Regions from separate parts of the Homo sapiens genome. Here regions 2 and 3 are each linked to region 1. The links are chromatin contacts, found by Hi-C or POLR2A ChIA-PET in ENCODE. All regions are on one chromosome and are shown on one strand. The core of a region is the stretch at or near the end of the contact, and the rest is flanking DNA. Distances in the headings are between cores, read along the strand shown. Region 1 has its middle 13 kb from the start of HS1BP3-IT1. Region 2 has its middle 29 kb from the start of PUM2. Region 3 overlaps LDAH (lipid droplet associated hydrolase).

Region 1 (3,912 bases), core at 621-3,120:
TGCAATCTTCCTGTCTCCCTGCATTTCCTGTGACATGTTAGCGGCTTGGAGGTGTCCCCCCAGCTCCACCAGGGGCATAGGAAGAAAGAGCCTCCAGGCCCAAGGTGAGGGGCACCTCCCAGCACCGCCATCTGGGAGCGTAAGAGTGCCTGTCTGTGGCTGCAGCCTGGGAGGGAGAGAGGGTCCAGAGATGGAGGCAAGCAGAGGCCAGACCAACTCAGGCCGGGTGCATGAGCTGGAATTGCCAGGCCTCTGAACCTCAGGCTAGGTCGCATTCTTGGAGCAGCAGATTAAAGTATGAGGGGGTATTGTCTAAGCTACACTCCCCGGCACTGGGGCTGGATGGGGATTGGGCTTCCAGGGTTCTGTTATACTGATCAGATCAATGATTCATATGCTGATGTATCAGAACCACCTGCAAACACATTTCCAGGCCTGCCTCAGGGCACTCGTTCCTCAAGCCTGTCCAGTGTGACTTCAACCCCCTTCACAGCTGAGTAGGTTGTGGCCAGGGGCCATGGATCTGCAAAGACTGAGTAACGTGCCTGATGTCTCATCATGATCCAGCCGGCTGGGGACCTCTGGCATGGAACACTCCAAGCTGCATCATGTCCCCTCAGGCAACTTGCTGATCCCTGGCAAGGGGTGCAGGAAGCAGGCTCACGTGGCTGTGCCCTTGAATCAGGGCTCGGGAGAGTGGCACAGGGTGGGGGTGGGAACAGCCTCTCTTGACCAGTGCCTAGCGTCCTACCTGTGGCTCCTAAGTGGCTCCAGGGCTGCCCTCAGAGGCGGGATGGGATGCAGTCTTCATAGGAGGGGACTTGGTCTCCATGGTTTTCAGGGCAGAGCCCCACACCTATTACCTGGGCCCTGAGGCTCTACCCTAGCATGTCTCTCTGGGCTGTCCTCTGAAAAGTTGCTCACCATGGTAACCAACCAGAAGTAGAGCCCCAGCTGAGGGCAGTGATGACACCATCTTTGGCCCTTGGACAACCGGGGCAGTTCTTGCCCGGAGGCTCTCGCAGGCAGCCCCACACACCACCTATATCCCGAGGAAAGATGGGCATTCCCAAGGAACATGTTCAGGCCAGACCCTCTGGGAGGTGAATAAGAATAGATGCCCAGCCAAGAACCTCTTCAAAGCTCAAGAGGAATGAAGAGAAGAGAGAGGACCACCATTCACTGAGGGCTGGCCATGGGTGAGGCACTGGGCGTAGGCAATCTCCTACATGCTCATGACAGCCCTGGGAGCAGTACTGCCACCTGCACTGGACAGGGGAGGAAACTGAGGCTCAGAATGGGAAAGTAATTTGCTCAAGGCCAGAGTCCCTGGGTGTGTAGCTGTGACTCTGGAGCCATGCTCTGTATCAACCAGTGGGGTGTACATGAAACATCAACAGTAACAGCAATGTCCAGGTTCAAAACATTAAAAATAGCCTCAGTACTACAAGGCTTTCTGTTTCTGAAACCTCTGTTGAAGGCAGCCAAGTGGAAAGTCAGGCGGTGTCCCCTCCCAAGCCTCACAGGCTGAGCCAGGTTTGGTGGCCACTGAAGCCCTTGACTTCCTTCCGGTCTCAGGTCAGTCCTCCCTGGGGCACTCCTAATATGCTCATCTGGAGGCTTCTGTTAAGTCCAGGAAACTCTACAGGACACAGCTGAGGCTGGGCGGCCACCAGACACGTGCTGTGTCCAGAGAGAACAAAGCGGGGGTTTCCCTGGGTTCCATGAGCACAGGAGCCTTTTCCTCCAGGCTGGCTCCATCCGAGCTGGCTGAGGGTTGGCGGCAGCTGCCCAGCATCTATAGGGTGCCTCCGGGAACTGTCTCAAGGCCAGAGCATCCAGCCTCCTGGCTGTTAGTGGGCCGTGAGCCTACCGGGACTTCGAGAGACAGGGCTTCCCCAGATCCAGCCTGATGAGATCATCTGCCATTTCAGGCTGGGCTGAAAGATCCTCCGGCACAACAAAGCTGGGCCCAGGAGATATCCTGCATGACTCATCAGTTGGCCATGCATTGGAGACTTCCGGCCCTCAGAGAAACCAGACACAGAGAGCCATTGTTTGCCTTGGAAGCCCCCCGGCATACCAGGCTCAATGGGGTCATTTGTGTTTTCTCCCTAGTCCTCCATAACCCATACTCTTTCTGGGAGGTGGGGGCCCACTGAGCTGCCTGGGACCCTGTGACAAGAGGAAAACCAATACCAAGTCACCTACCCACAAGTCCCACGGGAATACCCTCCCTCCAGGACCAGGGCCTGGCTGGGAAGCAGAAAACCTGGGTTCTGAGCCATGGTTTAAGTCTCCAAGACTCACTGATTCTTCTGTCTTCATTTTTCAAATGGAGAAAATCATTCAAAAAAGACAAAGCTATTGTGAGGATGACCTAACGTAAGGCACATAAAGTTCCAGGCTCAGGCCTTGCACCTACAAAGGTTCTGCATGTGATCTTTCCTTCCCACTTCTCTCTTCCTCCTGCCTTTAAAATGTAAGTGAAAATGTTTTGTTTGTGGATCTGTTTCTATCCTAATCTACATACCCTTATCTAGGGCAGAAACTCCCTGAACTCATACCCACAGTCTACCCACAATTTGGCCCACACCCAGGGACACAGCCCCAAGGGGGCAAGGACTGGAGCAGAGGGCACACAGCCTAGTGGCTAAGCTGGGCAGAGATGCAAGAATAAGCAAGGCAAGGCTGAGGGCCTGCCCCTGGGTTTCAAACAAGCTGGAGGCCTTTAGAAACTTCCAAGGGGGAAGCTGAGTGTGGTGGCTCATGCCTGTAATCCTAGCACTTTGGGAGGCCGAGGCGGGTGGATTGCCTCAGCTCAGAAGTTCGAGACCAGCCTGGGCGACACAGTGAAACCTCGTCTCTACTAAAATACAAAAAATTAGCCAGGCGTATCAGTGTGCACCTGTAATCCCAGCTATTCAGGAGGTTGAGGCAGGAGAATTGCTTGAACCTGGGAGGTAGAGGTTGCAGTGAGCCAAGATTGTGCCACTGTACTCCAGCCTGGGTGACAGAGCGAGACTCTGTCTCCAAAAAAAGAAAAAAAAAGAAAAGAAACTTTGGTGGGGTGGGGAAGCAAAAATTAATTTGTTAAAAGGAATCAAAGGTTATAAAAAGAATTCACAGAAAGGGAAATCTAAATGACTAACAAGTTCATGAGGATGTTGTCAACCTCGCTAGTTATCAGAGAAATGCAAATTAAAACAGTGAGATTCTCCTTTACACTTATGAGATTGGCAAAAATTACCAAGTCAGATAATATCAAGTGCTGACAAAGAAAGTGGGGGTAAAAGAAACCCTCAGGAGCTGCTGGTGGAAGTAAACACCCAGGCAGACAAGTGATGAGCAACCTGGAAGTTATTCTTGAAAATCAATATTTAAGTTCAGTGTGCATGGACCATGTGAACAAGAGTCCCATGCCTGCTGAACTCACACCACGGATATTGGCCCAGACCCAAGGATACCACTGCTGAAGGCACAGCCCCAGGTTAGTGTCCCATGCAGATGCCAGCTTGTCAGGCATGCACTCCAGGCAACATCCTTCCCAAAGAGCAGGCTGTCTTCCGCAAAAGTTGGAAAACAGGCCCCAGTGCAGGCTCTCACACCCGGCCCAGCTCCAGTCCTCAGTCTCAGAGCATGCCCACTGTTCAGCTGCTGCCTCTGGCCTGATGGGGGCTTTGGATCAGTGTTCTGATCTTGGAGAAGTCAAGACATCCACTCCCTCTCCAAGCTCCAGCCTGACATTCCGAAGCCTTCCATTTATCTCACTGTCTGTATTAGTGTTCTATTTAGTGTTCTATTGTTACATTAAAAATTACCACAAACTTAGCAGCTTAAAACAACAAATATTTATTTCTTTTTCTTTTTCTTTTCTTTTTTGAGACAAAGTCTTGCTCTGTCACCCAGGCT
Region 2 (3,912 bases), core at 440-2,939, 200 kb before region 1:
CGCAACCGGCCTACATTTTCCCATCTGCTGTGCCATGTTTCTATGTTGTTTTGGGGACTCAGAAATCCATTTCACATGCCCTCATATACAGATCATGAATTTGGTGGAAGCAATACTGGCGATAGGACAGCAACACCATGTCTTCTTATTCTACCATGAACATAATTATTTTCAAACCAGTCAATAACTTTGCTGGCTTCTTCAGGCAAATGAAGCTTTATATTTATTAAAAGCTCCTGGAATTTCATCAGCCAGATGGAATATTCACCAATGCAGAAAATGACGCATTTTTAAACTGTAATTTTTGTTGTCGTTCAGATAAGTGGCCAATCCACTCATCTGAATTTTCCACCAAATGCAAATAAAAACAATAATGAAGTAATAGTTCTGCTTAATGTGGTGCAACTGACATGATACAACTGTCCTGCCTACAACTGAAAATGTTCGAATTCCTTTCTCAGAATTCAGCTTTCAGGATTTTAGTCTTTTGGGGTTGTGATATTTAGGATTTTAGATGGTAGGGATTTTAGATCTTTCAGGATTTCACCATTTGCGATTATGGTGTTTGGGATTTTTTCTTTTGGGATTCTGATTGGCGCCATGCAGAATGCACTCCTGGGAAAAAAGTCTCAGACAGACATCCAAAGGTTGATTCGGCTGTTCTTTTGGGCTCAATGCCTACGGAAGGGAAGGGGAGGAAGCAGGATTGGGCAGATGGAGAAAGTGAGCTGCAGTACAGCTTCAACAGAGAGCCCTCTGACCCTCCCGGGAGCTGCAAAACTGGGACCACCCTGCAGAGTTGTGCCAGCCGGGGCAACGGGTCTGGGTCTTTGTGTTCTCACATTGATGGGTCACAGGATGTGGACCTTTCTGGGAAAGGAATGAGCTTGGGTGAGGGGCTCTCTGCAGTTGAGGAAACCCCTGGTTTTCTGCCGGCAGTGCTTCTAGCAGTTGGGAGAATAAACCCCTCATTCCTGAGGGGAGCCTTGGTGGCCCCTCGCAGTGTTTACCATGTTAAGTAAACATGGTAGGGTTGCTGAAGATTAGAGACGCCACAAAGAGGAGTGGGTTTGGGGAAGGCGATGAGCTCCATTTTGCACATAGTGAGTGTGAGGTGTTTCAGGGGCGTGCACGAGGGGTGTTCAGTGGATAACTTGGTGTACAGGTCTGAAGCTCTGGAGGGAGGTCAAGAATAGAACTACAGATTTAGCAAAAATATAAGGATTGGGTGGAAATCAGAGGAATGGATGGGACAGTTGGAGTCAGAAGGAGATGACACCTAAGTTGACCCATCTGGCAGCGGGTCCTCGGTGCAATCTCACAGGAGGAGGCAGCCGGATAAGATCAGCAAAGAACAGTGGCTCAGGAATTCCCAACTCCGTCAGAGCTATTGGTGATGAATGAGAGCCCTGGCCACACTCGCCCTCACAGAGCTCTCAGGGACCAATGTACAAATCAGGTGAAATATGCACTGCCCAGTGGGAAGCTGAATTGCCCGGGAATGAGACTGCTTCTCCCTACTTCTCGCCTGTCCATGTCCTTCTGTTTCCCCTTTGCCTTGACGCCCTCTCTCTCTCTCTCTCTCTGTCTTTCTCCTCTTTCTCCTCTTTCTCTCTGTCCAGTTCTTCTCTCTCCCTCTGTCCCTCTGGGCCCACTAGAGGGCGGCAGCCCCCAGTCCAGGCCTGGGCGTCCACCCTCCCAGCCTTTGCCTGGGCCTGGTGCTCCCGTAGGGAGCGGTGCCAAGATTGCTCTTGGGCCGTGAGGCAGCTCCTCTCCCAGGACTCTGTCCTGTCCTTATAGGGCTCTCGTGGGTGGGAAATACTGGGTTCAGTAGATAGGGCAGGAACGGCTGCTTCTTTGCCTGGCTTTGCTGAAGCTTGGAGGCTGTGGCCAGCTGTTCCTGCCTTGACAGATGGGAGAGGCCTGGCACCTACTCGAGGTCTCTGAGTTGACAATCACTTTCTCCTTCTTGCTCCTGGGGCTGTAGGGCCACGGAGCTTTCAGAAATCAGGACTTGGTCTTGTTCCCATCATTTGTGTCCCAGAGTGTTCTTAAAAGGATTTCTTTTTTCTTTTTTTAAAATTTTAAGTTCCAGGTACATGTGCAGGATGTGCAGTTTTGTTACATAGGTAAACGTGTGCCATGGTGGTTTGCTGCACCTATCAACCCATCACCGAGGTATTAAGCCACGCACGCATTAGCTATTTATCCGGATGCTCTCCCTCCCCCTGCCCACCCCACAATAGGCCCTAGTGTGTTTTGCTCCCCTCCCTGTGTCCATGTGTTCTCATTGTTCAGCTCCCACTTATAAGTTAGAACATGCAGTGTTTGGTTTTCTGTTCCTGTGCTGGTTTGCTGAAGATAATGGCTTCCAGTTCCATCCATGTCTCTCTCAGGGACATAATCTCATTTCTTTATATGGCTGCATAGTATTCCATGGTGTATATGTGCCACATTTTCTTTATCCAGTCTACCATTGATGGGCATTTGGGTTGATTCCGTGTCTTTGCTATTGTGAATAGTGCTGCAATAAACATACGTGTGCATGCATTTTATAATAGAATGATTTATATTCCTTTGAGTATATATCCAGTAATGGGATTGCTGGGTCAAATGGTATTTCTGGTTCTAGATTCTTGAGGAATCGCCACACTGTCTTCCACAATGGTTCAACAAATTTGCATTCCCACCAACAGTGTAAAAGCATTCCTATTTCTCCACATCCTCGCCAGCATCTGTTGTTTCTTGACTTTTTTTTTTTTTTATTTTTAGACAGAATCTTACTGTGTTGCCAAGGCTGGAGTGCAGTGGCGCGATCTCAGCTCACTGCAACCTCCACCTCCCGGGTTCAAGCGATCCTTCCACCTCAGCCTCCCAAGTAGCTGGGAGTACAGGCGTGTGCCACCTCGTCCAGCTAATTTTTGTAAGTTTTAGTAGAGACGGGGTTTCACCATGTTGGCCAGGCTGGTCTCAAACTTCTGACCTTAGTGATCTGTCCCCCTCGGCCTCCCAAAGGGCTGGGATTACAGGCATGAGCCATCGTGCGCAGCCTGTTTCTTGACTTTAATAATTGCCATTCTGACTGGTGTGAGATAGTATCTCATTGTGGTTTTGATTTGCATTTCTTTAATGATCAGTGATGTTGAGCTTTTTTTTCATGTTTATTGGCTGCATAAATGTCTTTTTCTGAGAAGCGTCTGTTCATACAGAAAGAATTTCTTGACACCAATATTGTCCAGGGTATCAAAGGCCCTGGGCTGCTCCACTCCACCTCATGCAGGACCCTCTCCCTGGGCTTCTTGCCAGGGTGTGTGAGGCCCCAGTGCTTCCTAAAAGGCCCATTGTGACCAGAGATCCAAGGAGCTACATCTGAGAAGCATGCATGGCTCTGTGTTGCTGAAGGCATGGTTAAGCTAGGAGAAACTACATTTTCCCAAATGACGGGGACAAAAATGGAATGATCTTGTTGGGGAAAGAGTGTGCTTGGAAGGAACCCCTGGAACAGCAGGTTGGGGACCAGAGTGCTTGTCTAGAGGGGGCCCCAGCAGCCACGCCTCCCTTCTACCCTCTCCCTCCCCCAGCAGCCCAGGGACTAAGCTGTTAGAGTCCAAATTCATTTATTTTCACGTAGCTATCCAGTCTCCCAACATCATTTGTTGTAAAGACAATTCTCCATTGAATTATCTTGATACCCTTCTTGAAAATCAGTAGATCATAAATATATGAGTTTATTTCTCGATACTCTCAATTATATTCCATTATCCATGACTTATAGTAGTCAGCTAATGATTAGAAAGAGCTTTCCTTGAACACCTGATACCAAAATATCTCCCAGTCTTTGCAGATGGGCTTTTTGTAGGTGTTGGGACAGATCTTCAACATTCAGCCAGGTGGTTTGCAATTGTGCCTTAG
Region 3 (3,912 bases), core at 881-3,380, 170 kb after region 1:
ACTCTAACAATCTTTTAATTAGTGCTTTTCTTTTTCTTTTCTTTTTCCTTTTTTTTTTTTTTTTTTGAGACAGGGTCTCACTCTGTCACAGCAGCCTTGACCTCCCAGGCTCAAGGAGATCCTCCCACTTCAGCCTTCTGAGTAGCTGGGGCTACAGGCACACACCACCACGCCTGGCTAATTTTTCAAATTTTTTGTAGAGATGGTCTGTCTCCCTATGTTGTGCAGGCTGGTCTCAAACTCCTGGGCCCAAGTGATCTTCCTGCCTCAGCCTGCCAAAGTGCTGGGATTACAGGTGTGAGCCACCACACCAGGCCTATTTGGTGCACTTAGACCACTGATGTTCAAAGTGATTACTGGTAGTTAAATTAATATAGACCACATTTGTCATTATTTTCTATTTTCATCTTCCACATATTTTCTGCCTTTTGTGGTTTTAATTGAGCATTTTATGTGATTCCATTTTCTCTCCTTTCTTAGCATGTCAGTTATACTTAAAAAAAAAAAATTCTTCTAGTGGTTGCCCTAGATTTTGCAATATCCATTTACAACTAGTCCAAGTCCACTTTTTTTTTTTTTTTTATTATACTTTAAGTTTTAGGGTACATGTGCACATTGTGCAGGTTAGTTACATATGTATACATGTGCCATGCTGGTGCGCTGCACCCCCAAGTCCACTTTTAAATAACACTATACCACTTTATAAGTAGTGTATCATACAAAAACAAAATAATCCTAAGTCTTCCCTCCTGCTCCTTGTGTTGTTGTCATTCATTTCACTTATATGTAAGCATACATATAACATATAAACATACAAAATCGAAAGCACTGTTGCTATTATTATTTTGAACAAACTTATCAGTTAGATCAATTAAGAATAAGAAAAATGAACATTTTAGTCTTTGTTTATTCCCTCTCTGATGCTCTTCTTTTCTTTATGGAGATCTGAGTTTCAAACCCCTATTATTTTCTTTCTGAGTTTCCTGGATCTGAAGTTTGATGTCTGACATTAATTTAAGAAATGTCTCTGTCATTATTGTTTGAAATATTTCTTGTTTCTTTCTCTCGTTCTTTTCCATCTAGTATTCCCCTTATGCATATGTTTCACCTTTTGTAGTTGTCCTGCAGTCCTTATTCTTTTTTTTTCTTTTCCCAGTCTTTTTCTTTGCTTTCCAATTTTGGAGGTTTATGTTGAGACATTCTCAGGCTCAGAGACTCTTTCTTCAGCCATGTTCAATCTACTGATAAGCCCATCAAAGCCATTTTTATTTTACGGTGTTTTTACTCTCTAGCATTTCTCTTTGCTTTTTCCTTAGGATTTCCATCTCTCTTCTTACATTGTCTACCTATTCTTGAATGATGCCTTCTTTATCTGTTATAGCCATTAGTATATTAATCATAGTGGATTTAAATTCCTCATCTGATAATTCCAGAATCCCTATCTGTCTGGGTCTGAAGCTTGCTCTATTCTCCTCAGATTTTTTTTTTTTTTTTTTTGCCTTTTGGTATGCCTGGTAATTTTTTCTTGGTAGCTGGACATGATGTACCAGGTAAAAGGAACTTTTATAAATCAGCTTTTAGCAATGTAGCAGTTAGGTGGGGGAAAGGGGAGGGGAGACATTCTATCATCCTATGATTAAGTCTCAGTCTTTTAGTAAGCATATGCCTCTGGTGTACAAACTTCTAAGTGTTTCCTCAGTATTCTTCTCCCCTCTTTGGTAGGACAGGATGGCTAGAGTTGTCTGGAGTTTAGTATTTCCCTTCTCTGATGCAGAAGGTTAGAGCTGACAAGAGTTAGGTATTTCCCTTCCCTTGGGTCAGGCTCTAATAATACCCCAGCAGGTTAGGATTTAGCTAACTAATTTCTCCTGGGGGCAGACCTTGTTAAGAAGAGCACAGTGCTCTGGCATATTTCAAAATGGTTCATTTCACCTTCCCCCTGCCAGAAGCACATAGGGATTTTTCTGCAATATTTACTTGGAGAATCTAATTGAGCTCATGTAGGTAAGTCTAACAAAATTGTGGTGTTTCCCCATGAGTGGGTCCTCCTGGAGTTTAAAACTTTCAGAGTTGTTCATACTGAACCTCCTATAATTCATCAATTACAGCTCAGGTTTTTCTACCATGGCACTGCTTCCTGTGGGGGTTTCTGTTTGTGACTGCATGCTCTAGTAACTTGTGGCTCTCGGTATTTGCCAGTCTGTCTCTCTAGTCTTTTGGGGACAGTGGTTTTCCCTGTGTCCTCCCCTATCCTGGGTCCGATAAGAATTGATTTCTCAGTTTGCTTAGCTTTTTACTTGTTAGGGTTGGAGTGGCAACTTCTAAGCTCCCTACATGTGGAACTGGAAACCAGAAGTCCTAATAATATTTCTGTATATGTCTTTTGGTGCATGTATGCATGTACTTCTGTTGGCTGTATCACTTCAAAGTAGAAACACTGGGTCATATAGTAGGCATATATTCATCTTTAGTAGATAATTACAAAGAGTTTTCCAAAGTAGTTCTACTAATGCTCTTGCAACAGTGTACAAGGCACACAAAGATTTCTATTTCTCCATATCCTTATCAACACTTGTTACATTTTGTTTTTCTAATAGACATCTTAACAGGTGTTAGGTGATATATCATTGTGGTTTTGATTTGCATTTCTCTGATAATTAGTGATGTTGAGCACCTTTTCATATACCTGTTGGTCATTTGCATTTTTTTTGAAGAAATGTCTATTCAAGTCCTTTGCCCATTTTTAAATTTCTAAGACAGTAGAATAGATTTCAAGTGTTCTTATCACAACAAAAGATAAGCATGTAAGGTACTGCATAAGTTACTTAGCTTGATTTAGTCATTCCACAATATATGCTTATTTCCAAACATCATATTGTACCAATCTATATACTTTCTATTTGTCAAATAAAAATATATATTAAAAAATAAGATATAATTGAGGCTAATAACTAATCAAGTAAATGACTGAGCATATGTATGTTAATTAGCTGTAATACATGATTTATAATAAATGATCATAACAATTTAAGCAATAAATAATAATTGAATCAAATATGTATGATGGTAGTAAGTCACAAGTCCTATGACGGGGCAGATAAAATAATAAAAGAGGACTAGAAATTGCTAGGGGTGGTGGGATAGTTTTAAATAGGGTGTTCAGGAAAGGCTTTGATGAAAGGTGACATTTGTGCAAAGGCAGTTAGGGGGTGAGCTAAGAGATGCTTGGAAAAATAAATTTTGTGGGGAGAGGGAAGAGCATGTGCAGAGGCCATAGAAAGCTAAAGTGGTGTGTTTGAGTAAGAGCCAGGTGAACAGTATTGCTGGAGCAGAGTACTTGAAGAAGAGAGCAGTTCAAGTGTTTACTAAAATGTCCTCAATGATTTAAAGAATATAAATGATTAATTCAGTTAATACCAAACTAGAAGAATGTACCACACAGATTCCAGACTGGTTATGTAACCCATAGTACATAAGGAACTTCAGATTGATCAAATCAGCTGGCAGAAACAGGAAACAATCCATTACTTTTATAAACGATCCTTTACTGTGACCCATGTTAAGCAAAACTGCATGTAAGGGAAACTCTAAAAATATATAAGCAACCACAGGGTTATATTTGATTGATCTATATCAATAACAAATTGAGAATTAAAATGCAGTCTGAAATAATGGGAATGGACCAAAACAATAAGGAAGTTCTAATATGTACATTGAATGCGTCACTGCCTTGTAAAAATATAAGAAGACCAAAGACCTTATCACAACTAATACTTAGTTGATGAGACTGGTTTTCCTCTCTTGCCTTTGGAGAACAACAATTATTACCTGCTGGGTGACACTTTTCCTAGATATTGTAATGATAATTTCAATGAAATTTGCAGTCCAAATTTGATAAATCACAGTAATAAA

The links. A loop is a pair of places that touch in the nucleus more often than their neighbours do. ChIA-PET counts read pairs that join two places held with the same protein, here RNA polymerase II (POLR2A). Pooled maps may share reads with other maps.
Region 2: a loop to region 1 is called in a pooled map, with 2.5 times the contacts of the local background. The contact joins two enhancer-like sites. A Hi-C loop is called at or near these places in 1 of 168 maps with a recorded cell type or tissue (naive thymus-derived CD4-positive, alpha-beta T cell), 5 of 37 single-sample maps with no recorded cell type and 11 of 50 pooled maps. POLR2A ChIA-PET finds 5 or more read pairs at or near these places in 3 of 52 experiments (OCI-LY7, activated CD4-positive, alpha-beta T cell and activated CD4-positive, alpha-beta memory T cell).
Region 3: a loop to region 1 is called in a pooled map, with 4 times the contacts of the local background. The contact joins two enhancer-like sites. A Hi-C loop is called at or near these places in 2 of 37 single-sample maps with no recorded cell type and 4 of 50 pooled maps.

Annotation. Positions count from the first base shown.
Region 1 is chr2:20,577,486-20,581,397 of GRCh38, forward strand. It overlaps a transcript of HS1BP3 not described here. Among named protein-coding and RNA genes, the nearest start is that of HS1BP3-IT1, 13 kb to the right of the region's middle. RefSeq lists enhancers at 1,049-2,561, 1,348-2,547, 1,526-1,855, 2,046-2,105, 2,932-3,493 and 1 more. Within about 2 kb of position 1,871, at least 33 of the 41 ENCODE cell types and tissues checked have a DNase peak (open chromatin) inside an H3K27ac peak, as active enhancers do.
Region 2 is chr2:20,377,547-20,381,458 of GRCh38, forward strand. No RefSeq gene overlaps it. Among named protein-coding and RNA genes, the nearest start is that of PUM2, 29 kb to the left of the region's middle. RefSeq lists an enhancer at 3,739-3,912. Within about 2 kb of position 1,690, at least 12 of the 41 ENCODE cell types and tissues checked have a DNase peak (open chromatin) inside an H3K27ac peak, as active enhancers do.
Region 3 is chr2:20,742,746-20,746,657 of GRCh38, forward strand. All of the region lies in intron 4 of LDAH (lipid droplet associated hydrolase), which reads right to left. Among named protein-coding and RNA genes, the nearest start is that of GDF7, 78 kb to the left of the region's middle. Within about 2 kb of position 2,131, at least 2 of the 41 ENCODE cell types and tissues checked have a DNase peak (open chromatin) inside an H3K27ac peak, as active enhancers do.